Linked DNA regions of Homo sapiens: region 1 is linked to region 2. Evidence: chromatin contacts called from ENCODE Hi-C data. All regions are on one chromosome and are shown on one strand. Each heading gives the region's core, a stretch centred on a gene start or an enhancer-like site at or near the end of the contact. The rest is flanking DNA. Distances are from core to core; before and after follow the strand shown.

What was found. Hi-C counts contacts between places; a loop is a spot of excess contacts on that map. Pooled maps may share reads with other maps.
Region 1: a loop to region 2 is called in a map of gastrocnemius medialis, with 6 times the contacts of the local background. The contact joins the enhancer-like site here to the promoter of MYOD1 in region 2. A Hi-C loop is called at or near these places in 1 of 168 maps with a recorded cell type or tissue (gastrocnemius medialis) and 1 of 50 pooled maps.

Annotation. Positions count from the first base shown.
Region 1 is chr11:17,795,745-17,800,971 of GRCh38, forward strand. All of the region lies in intron 10 of SERGEF (secretion regulating guanine nucleotide exchange factor), which reads right to left. Among named protein-coding and RNA genes, the nearest start is that of KCNC1, 64 kb to the left of the region's middle. Within about 2 kb of position 2,749, at least 6 of the 41 ENCODE cell types and tissues checked have a DNase peak (open chromatin) inside an H3K27ac peak, as active enhancers do; they include gastrocnemius medialis, where a contact is called at or near this core.
Region 2 is chr11:17,718,180-17,722,989 of GRCh38, forward strand. It overlaps MYOD1 (myogenic differentiation 1), which reads left to right and starts at 1,392. Exons shown (of 3, transcript NM_002478.5): 1 at 1,392-2,233; 2 at 2,723-2,801; 3 at 3,076-3,957. The coding sequence starts at 1,604. The coding sequence ends at 3,329. RefSeq lists enhancers at 2,341-2,852, 2,853-3,364.

The DNA.
Region 1 (5,227 bases), core at 1,499-3,998, 79 kb after region 2:
ACAAGACCCAGAGAAGAGGAAAATTCATTTTGTGCCCTCAGGGTCCCCATCCACTGAGGAAGACAGCCATGGGAAAAGACAGTTATGGGAAATGATGGCATGTGTACACAAGGGGCATGGACAGTGGTGTTTACTGTAGCACTGTTTGCAACTGCAAAAGACTGGGGGGCTTCAAGAACATTCACCAGTAGAAGATGATTTCAAAAAGCCACGGCCCCCTTCAGACTAGGATCCTTACATATTAAAACTTTTTTTTAACATAAAGTTATGCAAAGCCCCTATATATTTTTATATGTACAAATGGAAAAGAATACATCCCAAATTGAGAACAGTCTCTGACAAAGACAGGGAGAAATGGGGGAAGGGTGACCCTCATTTTCATTTCGTTCAAATATTTTAAAAAGCAGTAACACAGAGATGATTTTAAAAATAATAGTATTTCCAGGGACAGAGGTAGCAAAGAGGAGAGGATGACCTAGGAGACACTGACCCAGGAGGCCATGCAGAGAATGGCCATGAGAATGGCTATGAGGATGATGGTCCTATTGGGCCTGGCAGAGGACACAGGCACTGTCAGTGTTGGGCCCTGCTATGGTTTGAATGTGTTCCCAAAAGTACAGGTGTTGGAAACTTAATCCCCAATGCAACAGTGTTGAGAAGCGGGACCTTTAAGAGGCAATCAGGTCATGAGGGCTCTGCCCTCATGAATGGATGAATGCTGTCACTGTGGGAATGGGTTAATTATCGTGGGAGTTTGGTCTCTTTTTCTCTCTTTCTTGAATGTTTGCTTGCCCTTTTGCCATGTTATGATGCAGCAAGAAGGTCTTCCCCAGATGTGGCCCTGTGATCTTGGACTTCCCAGTCTCCAGAACCATTTATTGAGCTAAATAAATCTCTTTTCTTTATAAATTACCCAGTCTGTGGTATTCTGTTATAGCAGCAAAACATGGACTAAAACAGGCCCTTTCAGGAATTAGTCCATCCATCACTCTCCAGGGCCAAGGATACCCTCGAGGCAGGAGCTGAGGCAGCAGAAAGAAGCTACTCCAGAATCAAAAGTGGGGCTGTTCACCCACAGGATTACTCTGGGGATGTTTCAGGTTTGTGGCCCACATTGCTTCAGAGAAGGCTGTATGTGGGAAAACAGACAGGCCTAGGGTCCCCTTCACACCAAGATCCACAGCAGCCCTGAGAATGAGGTGAGAGGAGTAGATGGGGGGTGAGGGTTGGAGGCAAGGAGGCCAGCAAGGAGGCTGTGGCTGTCCACCAGGTAAGAAAAGGGCAGGGCCTGTGGAAAAAGGGTTTGGGGAAGGTAATGTGCAAAATACAGCCAGGATCTGGCCACTTCTCACCAGTGCCATCACCCCTCAAGGGCTGCCCAACTGGTCTCTCTGCTGCCTCTGTTTCCCTGTATGTTCTATTCTCCACACAGCAACTTGAGTGATTGTGTTAAAACCTATGTCAGACAAGGCACTGCACTGTTTAGAATCCTTCAGTGGCTTCTCCTGTTACTCAGAATAAACAACAGCGGGTCTCCAGCTCCTTCTCTAACATCATGTTCTATCATGATCCACTCTGCTAACATCACCATAGTGACACTGACTTTCTTACTGTTCCTCAAACAGTACTTGCCTCAGGACCTTTGCACTTATTGTTCCTGCTATCTGGAATGCTCTTGGCCCTGACAGCCACAGGTTCATTCCTTCATGTTGTTCAGGTATTTGTGAGAGTCCCACCTTATTTGAGAGGCCTTCCCTGACAACTTTATATGAAATAGCAGTCTACCCCTACTCCCGTCTTATCTCTTCACCTGCTCTATTTTTCTTCATTTTTTTTTTACAGTTTATTTATTTTATGATCTCTCTCTCCTAACAAAACACAAGCTCTTTGAGAGTTAGGTACTCTGTTTTGTTTGCTGCTATATCCCAGTACCTGAAACAGTGCTTGGCATAGGTTAGCGCTCAATGCTGTTGTGTGAATGAAAGGACAAATGAATGAATGGCAGTGAGAGAATGGAGCTGCTTCTTCTCTCTTAGAGGGCCAAAAGGGAACCCATGGATGTGGAAAGCAGCAGCCATGGGCACGGCAATTGTAGCTCGCTATCAGGAAGAACGCTGCAATGACTGGAAGACTGCTCTGGAACATAGCTGGTGCTCTGCCACAGGTCCTGAGCCCCCAGGACAGTCCCACAGTGGGCAGAGGCTGGGCTGAGACAAACCAAAAGTCCTTCCAATCCTGGAGAATTTGTGTGGTGGTGTGTGTGGATATGGAAGTGTGTAAGAAAGAGAAGGAAGGTGGACACAGAAGAGGAGAGTGGGCAGATACACGCTCCCCAGGCTGGCTCCTTCAAACCAGACAAAAGAAAGGCCTTGGCTCAAGTGATAAATAAGTGTGTTGAATTGATGGGTTCTAAGCTGCAAGGCTAGGACTGCTCTGGAACCTCTTCTAGAACCCCCTTGCTCAAAAGGTTGCCCAGTTCTCTCTGTCAATCACTTTCCCTCTACATAGGAGGAAACTGAGGCCCACAGTGGGGCAATGCCATGCAAAGGTCCCCACTGGCCTACCTCCCCGCTCCTCTCAACCACCCCCTGGCATCACTGCAGGCACCTCATCTGACAGCAGCCCAGTGAGGCACGTATTGGATCAACACTGCATGGAAGAGAAAACTGCATTTGGGTGCGGTTCAGAAACAGCCAAGCTGGGACAGGCAGAGGCCAGCCCTCCCCACCCCCAGCCCCAGGAGTAGGAGGCTGCTGAGGCTGCTGTGGACACATTTCCTCAGTCACCTGCAGTGAGAGCGTGCTGTGGCACGTTGGCTCCAGTGGGTGACTATTCTTAGATCTAGGGAGCTATGATGACGGATTTAGAACTTACAAGGTGGAAACATGTTGGCCTGTTTTATAAACAACTGAAATCCTCCCTACAGACTGTCTTTCTGAATTCTGTGTTCTCTCAGAACTGCTGGCTTTCTGGGCTTATTGGCTGCCTTGCGAGAGGGGGCAGAAAGAGAAACTAACCCTCTTGAGGGCCTACTATGATCACATATGGCGTTATGGGCTTTTGTATCACCCATCTCATTTAACAGCTCTGGGAAGAAGATATTTTGGTCACACTCTGTGGATGAGGAAACAGGCTGGGAGAGGTCCAGAAGCAAGCACACCCTGTGATGTGGTACAAGAGTGAGGCTGTGGACCAGCAGGTCTGCTGTGGAGCCTGGTGCTGCCAAAAGAAAGGTGGCCCTGGCAGATGGAGCAGCAAGGGCATGCACACAGCACCTTCGGATCTGAATCCCTTCAGGTGTTGCTCTCCTGTCCTCCAAGATTTCTTCAATCCTGGTGATACCTCCTCCCTCTGTATGACCTGGTAGCTTGTCCCCATTGCCTACCAGGGCCCCCTCAGCAGATTCTCAGTCATCATCATCCCTCTAGAAGTATGGTACCCAGAGCTGGCTGAGGTCCAGAGATGAAGGGCCCACCAAGATGCACACATAGTCCCCAAGGTTCCACCTCTGTTAGCTTAGCCTGAGGCCACATTCGCTGCTTTGGAGGCCAAGTCCACTTCCCCTTGCTGAACCCGCGGCCTGCAAAAACTCTTAAACAGTTTCTGGAGGACTTGTTCTCCTATCTCTTACCTGGCCTGGCCCGTATGCTGGTGGTTTAGACCTGGCTGGGACTTTCAGGTTGTTTCCATTAAAAGTCATCTTATTAAATGAACATGCCAATCTCCGAGGGGCACTAGCAGAGGGGTGGAGGAATGGATGCCATTCTGGGACCAGGAGCAGCTGCACTGTTGCCATTCCTGAAGCCTGGTCACCACCAGAGCCTCCTTACCTTGCTCTCCTCAAGCCTGTTTGGGAATCACCAGTGTGCAGAAGAGGAAGCTAGGGAATTGGGGCAATAGTGGAGGTGGTAGTAAGAAGGTCTGCTCTGGAATCCAGTGGCAGGTCCAGAAGAATCCACATGCAGGAAGATTAGGGTACTAGAGTTCACATGGGGACGGATGACACAAATCTGAGACAGAATTCTCCCTAGAAGTTCCAATCACTGAATAAATATTGTACCTACTTAGTATCTGGTCCGTGTCTGGTGCTATGCCCAATTCAGTTCAATTCATTTTGTACACATCAACTAGGCTCCCACAAAGCCCAAGTGCTGGGTTAGAGAGCTGAGCGTCCATCCCACAGTGACAGCACAGGGAGATGAGGTCCTGGAAAGATTTGCTCAGGAAGACCAGGCAGTGGCTAATTCCTGAGATGGATCAAACCCCGAAGGGAAGAGAGTCTTTCTCTTATTTATCTTTTTTTTTCTAAACAGTAAAATTTTATTAAACTTCTTGTCAATAAAAATTATTACAATACAAAATAGGAGAAAACTAATGGGTTAATACTTTTAATATATATTAATGAATTTTTTTCCTTTTAAATAGACTATTTTTTAAGAGAAAATGTAGGTTCATAGTAAAATTAAGCAGAAAGTATGGACAGTTCCCATAATACTTCCTGCCTCTACTTACTTCATAGCCTTCCCCACCAACATCCCGCACCACTGACACACCATTGGCGCTCAAAGTGGGTGGTTTACATTATGGATGATCTTGGTGTTGTACATTATACGGGTTTGACAAATGTATAATGACATGGATCCACCTAATTATAAGGTCATACTGAATAGTTTTGCTGCCCTAAAAATCCTCTGTGTTTTGCATACTTATTTATCTTTTCATCTGCCAGAGTTGCAGAATAAATGAGTGGAAGAATAGTTATAGAGTGCCAATAATATTCAAGCAGTTGCAGAGAATATAGCACCAAACAACACACAAGGTCCCTGTCCTCAAGGGGCTTATACTCTAATGGGAGAAACAACAAGCAAGTAGTCATACAATTCAACAGAATGCAGCTAGTAATATGAGTTATAAAAAAACAGTATATGATTTAGAAGGGCAGGTAGTTGGGAAGTCCTCCCCAATAATGTGGCCCCTGAGTTGCGACCTGTAGGACAAGAAGGAGCCAGCCATATCTGTGGGAAGAACTTGGCAGGCAGAAGAAATGACAATACAAAGGCTGGAAGGAGGAAGGCATTTTGCCAGTTCCAGATATAGCAAGGAGGGTGACCACGTGTGTCTGGGGCCAAGTGAGCCAAGGGAGAGGCAGGCCTTAAAATTGAAGGGGAAGGCCGGGCACGGTGGCTCACACCTGTAATCCCAGCACTTTGGGAGGCCGAGGCGGGTG
Region 2 (4,810 bases), core at 142-2,641:
TGGGAGCCAGATATCCCACATCCCATGGGGTGGTTGCCTCCTCCTGTTTCCAGCCTTTCCAGTGAGGCTGCAGGAAAGAGACACAGCTAAGGCCTGGAGACTCGTGGCACTCCGTCAGGGCATGGTACCACAGATGAGTTGTAAGCCTGCGGGACACAGCATCCAACTCTGAAAGCCCCTTGCTCGAATAACCCTACATCACCGCCTGAGGGCTTCCATATCCTTGGTCTCTTCAGACTGTCATCCCCACCACAATTACTCCAAGAAATTACTGTCATCCCCAAATCTATAACTGGAAACTGAGGCTCAGGAAGGAGACATGACTTCCACAAAATCACACAGTTGGGAAACTCTGGAGTCTGCACTCAACTGGTCTGCAAACCGCACTCTCGGAGACTTCAGGTGAGATGAGGTCAGGTTCTCAGGCCAGGTCCTGAAGTTTGACACCTTGGCGAAATGCACTTTCCTTGACTCAGCACCGCGAGTGAGGCGGAGCCAAGCCCCGAGCAGAAGGGTTTTCTTCCCAGCTGAAGAGGCAGCTCAGCCTAGACCCCAGGCATGGCACTGGACACCCCTGCTGTGGAAACGTGCAGATTTAGATGGAGGGGATTCCTAACCTGGGCAGGATCCGAGTTTGGAGAGATTGGCGCGAAGCTTTAGCAGCAATCTCCGATTCCTGTACAACCATAGCTGGGTTTCTAAGCGTCTAGGGAAGAAGGACTGGGCCCACGACCTGCTGAGCAACTCCCAGGTCGGGGACTGGCGGAATATCAGAGCCTCTACGACCCGTTTGTCTCGGGCTCGCCCACTTCAACTCTCGGGGTCTCTCCGCCTGTTGTTGCACTCGTGCGTTTCTCTGCCCCTGACGCTCTAAGCTTTCTGCTTTCTGCGTGTCTCTCAGCCTCTTTCGGTCCCTCTTTCACGGTCTCACTCCTCAGCTCTGTGCCCCCAATGCCTTGCCTCTCTCCAAATCTCTCACGACCTGATTTCTACAGCCGCTCTACCCATGGGTCCCCCACAAATCAGGGGACAGAGGAGTATTGAAAGTCAGCTCAGAGGTGAGCGCGCGCAGCCAGCGTTTCCCGCGGATACAGCAGTCGGGTGTTGGAGAGGTTTGGAAAGGGCGTGCCGGAGAGCCAAGTGCAGCCGCCTAGGGCTGCCGGTCGCTCCCTCCCTCCCTGCCCGGTAGGGGACCTAGCGCGCACGCCAGTGTGGAGGGGCGGGCTGGCTGGCCAGTCTGCGGGCCCCTGCGGCCACCCCGGGGACCCCCCCAAGCCCCGCCCCGCAGTGTTCCTATTGGCCTCGGACTCCCCCTCCCCCAGCTGCCCGCCTGGGCTCCGGGGCGTTTAGGCTACTACGGATAAATAGCCCAGGGCGCCTGGCGAGAAGCTAGGGGTGAGGAAGCCCTGGGGCGCTGCCGCCGCTTTCCTTAACCACAAATCAGGCCGGACAGGAGAGGGAGGGGTGGGGGACAGTGGGTGGGCATTCAGACTGCCAGCACTTTGCTATCTACAGCCGGGGCTCCCGAGCGGCAGAAAGTTCCGGCCACTCTCTGCCGCTTGGGTTGGGCGAAGCCAGGACCGTGCCGCGCCACCGCCAGGATATGGAGCTACTGTCGCCACCGCTCCGCGACGTAGACCTGACGGCCCCCGACGGCTCTCTCTGCTCCTTTGCCACAACGGACGACTTCTATGACGACCCGTGTTTCGACTCCCCGGACCTGCGCTTCTTCGAAGACCTGGACCCGCGCCTGATGCACGTGGGCGCGCTCCTGAAACCCGAAGAGCACTCGCACTTCCCCGCGGCGGTGCACCCGGCCCCGGGCGCACGTGAGGACGAGCATGTGCGCGCGCCCAGCGGGCACCACCAGGCGGGCCGCTGCCTACTGTGGGCCTGCAAGGCGTGCAAGCGCAAGACCACCAACGCCGACCGCCGCAAGGCCGCCACCATGCGCGAGCGGCGCCGCCTGAGCAAAGTAAATGAGGCCTTTGAGACACTCAAGCGCTGCACGTCGAGCAATCCAAACCAGCGGTTGCCCAAGGTGGAGATCCTGCGCAACGCCATCCGCTATATCGAGGGCCTGCAGGCTCTGCTGCGCGACCAGGACGCCGCGCCCCCTGGCGCCGCAGCCGCCTTCTATGCGCCGGGCCCGCTGCCCCCGGGCCGCGGCGGCGAGCACTACAGCGGCGACTCCGACGCGTCCAGCCCGCGCTCCAACTGCTCCGACGGCATGGTAAGGCCGGGACCCCAGGAAGTGAGGAAGTTAGGGCGGCGCTCGGGATATCAGGGACGCGTTTCCGAGGGCGGGGAGCTGGCCTTGCGGGAGGTTTGGGCCAGGATCCTTCCCGAGAGAGAGGACCCCCTTGTCCTGGGCAGCTGTCACTGGGGTAGCCTGTTTTGGAAGTGTGCGGGCAAGCGTTCGAGCTGCCCCATTGGGGGCGCTATTAGAACACTGCAGCGCGAACGTGAAGATCTTTTTCTCTACTTATCCCTACTTCCAAAATGTAAATTTGCGCCCCTTGGTGACTGTCCGCCCTTGGTTTGGCCCTGCATGTTGCAGACCTCATCTCCTACCCACCCGTAATTACCCCCCCAACCAGGACAGGTCTGGGCCCGGAACTAGAGCCTTAGGCTAGAGTTAGGGAGGGGGCGGCTACAGGAATTGGTGTTCGGGCCTCGAGCCGTCCCGCGGGCCTGACTCAGTCGCCCTTGCTGTTTGCAGATGGACTACAGCGGCCCCCCGAGCGGCGCCCGGCGGCGGAACTGCTACGAAGGCGCCTACTACAACGAGGCGCCCAGCGGTGGGTATTCCGGGCCTCTCCCTGCTCGCTCCTCCTCCTTCATGGAGCTGTCCTGGCCTCTATCTAGGACGCTCCCACCCCCACTCACACACGCCTATGTCCTGGGAAGTGGTGCAGGAGATGAAATACTAAGCAAGTAGCTCCCTGTCTTTTGGATTGTCCCGGACTCTAACTAAAGTCCTCAGTTTCCAATCTGTCTCAAAGTACTGGGCCCGGGGGTGGGAGGCTTGTCGCGGCCCCACCCCTGCTTACTAACCGAGCCCTCCCCGCGCAGAACCCAGGCCCGGGAAGAGTGCGGCGGTGTCGAGCCTAGACTGCCTGTCCAGCATCGTGGAGCGCATCTCCACCGAGAGCCCTGCGGCGCCCGCCCTCCTGCTGGCGGACGTGCCTTCTGAGTCGCCTCCGCGCAGGCAAGAGGCTGCCGCCCCCAGCGAGGGAGAGAGCAGCGGCGACCCCACCCAGTCACCGGACGCCGCCCCGCAGTGCCCTGCGGGTGCGAACCCCAACCCGATATACCAGGTGCTCTGAGGGGATGGTGGCCGCCCACCCGCCCGAGGGATGGTGCCCCTAGGGTCCCTCGCGCCCAAAAGATTGAACTTAAATGCCCCCCTCCCAACAGCGCTTTAAAAGCGACCTCTCTTGAGGTAGGAGAGGCGGGAGAACTGAAGTTTCCGCCCCCGCCCCACAGGGCAAGGACACAGCGCGGTTTTTTCCACGCAGCACCCTTCTCGGAGACCCATTGCGATGGCCGCTCCGTGTTCCTCGGTGGGCCAGAGCTGAACCTTGAGGGGCTAGGTTCAGCTTTCTCGCGCCCTCCCCCATGGGGGTGAGACCCTCGCAGACCTAAGCCCTGCCCCGGGATGCACCGGTTATTTGGGGGGGCGTGAGACCCAGTGCACTCCGGTCCCAAATGTAGCAGGTGTAACCGTAACCCACCCCCAACCCGTTTCCCGGTTCAGGACCACTTTTTGTAATACTTTTGTAATCTATTCCTGTAAATAAGAGTTGCTTTGCCAGAGCAGGAGCCCCTGGGGCTGTATTTATCTCTGAGGCATGGTGTGTGGTGCTACAGGGAATTTGTACGTTTATACCGCAGGCGGGCGAGCCGCGGGCGCTCGCTCAGGTGATCAAAATAAAGGCGCTAATTTATACCGCCGTGGCTCCGGCTTTCCCTGGACATGGGTGTGGGATCCGGAGGAAAATCCGCAAACTGGGCCAGCTGTCCCTCAGCGACGCCTGTAGGCGGCAGGCGGATTGCAAGGAGGAAGCCTGCTGCCTGGGGAAGGAAGGAGGGGTGCAAATTTCTCCAGTACGTGAGGAAGTTCCTCTGACCTTGACTACATTACTACACACGTCCGTGGCTCTTATGGAAGGGTACACAGGTTGATATGAGTATTTTTTAAACCCATGTCTGAGCTCGCCCCCTAGATATTCTGATTTAATGTTTCTGCCCCATATACCCAGGGCCAGGTATTGGTATTTTTTTTCAAAAGCTCCCCAAGTGATTCTGAAGTTCATTCAAGGCTGAGAATCATCCCCTCCATATAAAGTGAGTGAACCCAGGTGTGATAACCAGAAGAACCACGGGAAGGTTGTGGCCCAGGCATCACTTGGGGGCCTCGTTGGGTATAGAGGATGTGATAGGGTGCCCACAGCATTCCGAGGAAGATCTAAATGAGTGTAGACATGTGCTGTAAGCTCTCTGGCACTTACAGCCCATTAGTAATAGGTGTAACTGCAAAGAGATAGCATAGAAGGCCAGACAGGCACAGACACCTCTACCCAGCACCTAGAGCATCCCGACACTATCAGATTCCATAAGACAACAGGAGCCCGGATCCTGTGAGCAGAGCGGCATGTGGGCCAGCATCATCACAGATGGCATAGGTACTCTTCATCAGGCTATAAACTCTCTGAGAGCAGAGGAGGGGGCATTTATTTAGCCTGAGTGTTGGGGAGGGCTTCCCGGAAGAGTTGTCATTTGAGCTCTGTCTTAAGAAACAAGAGTA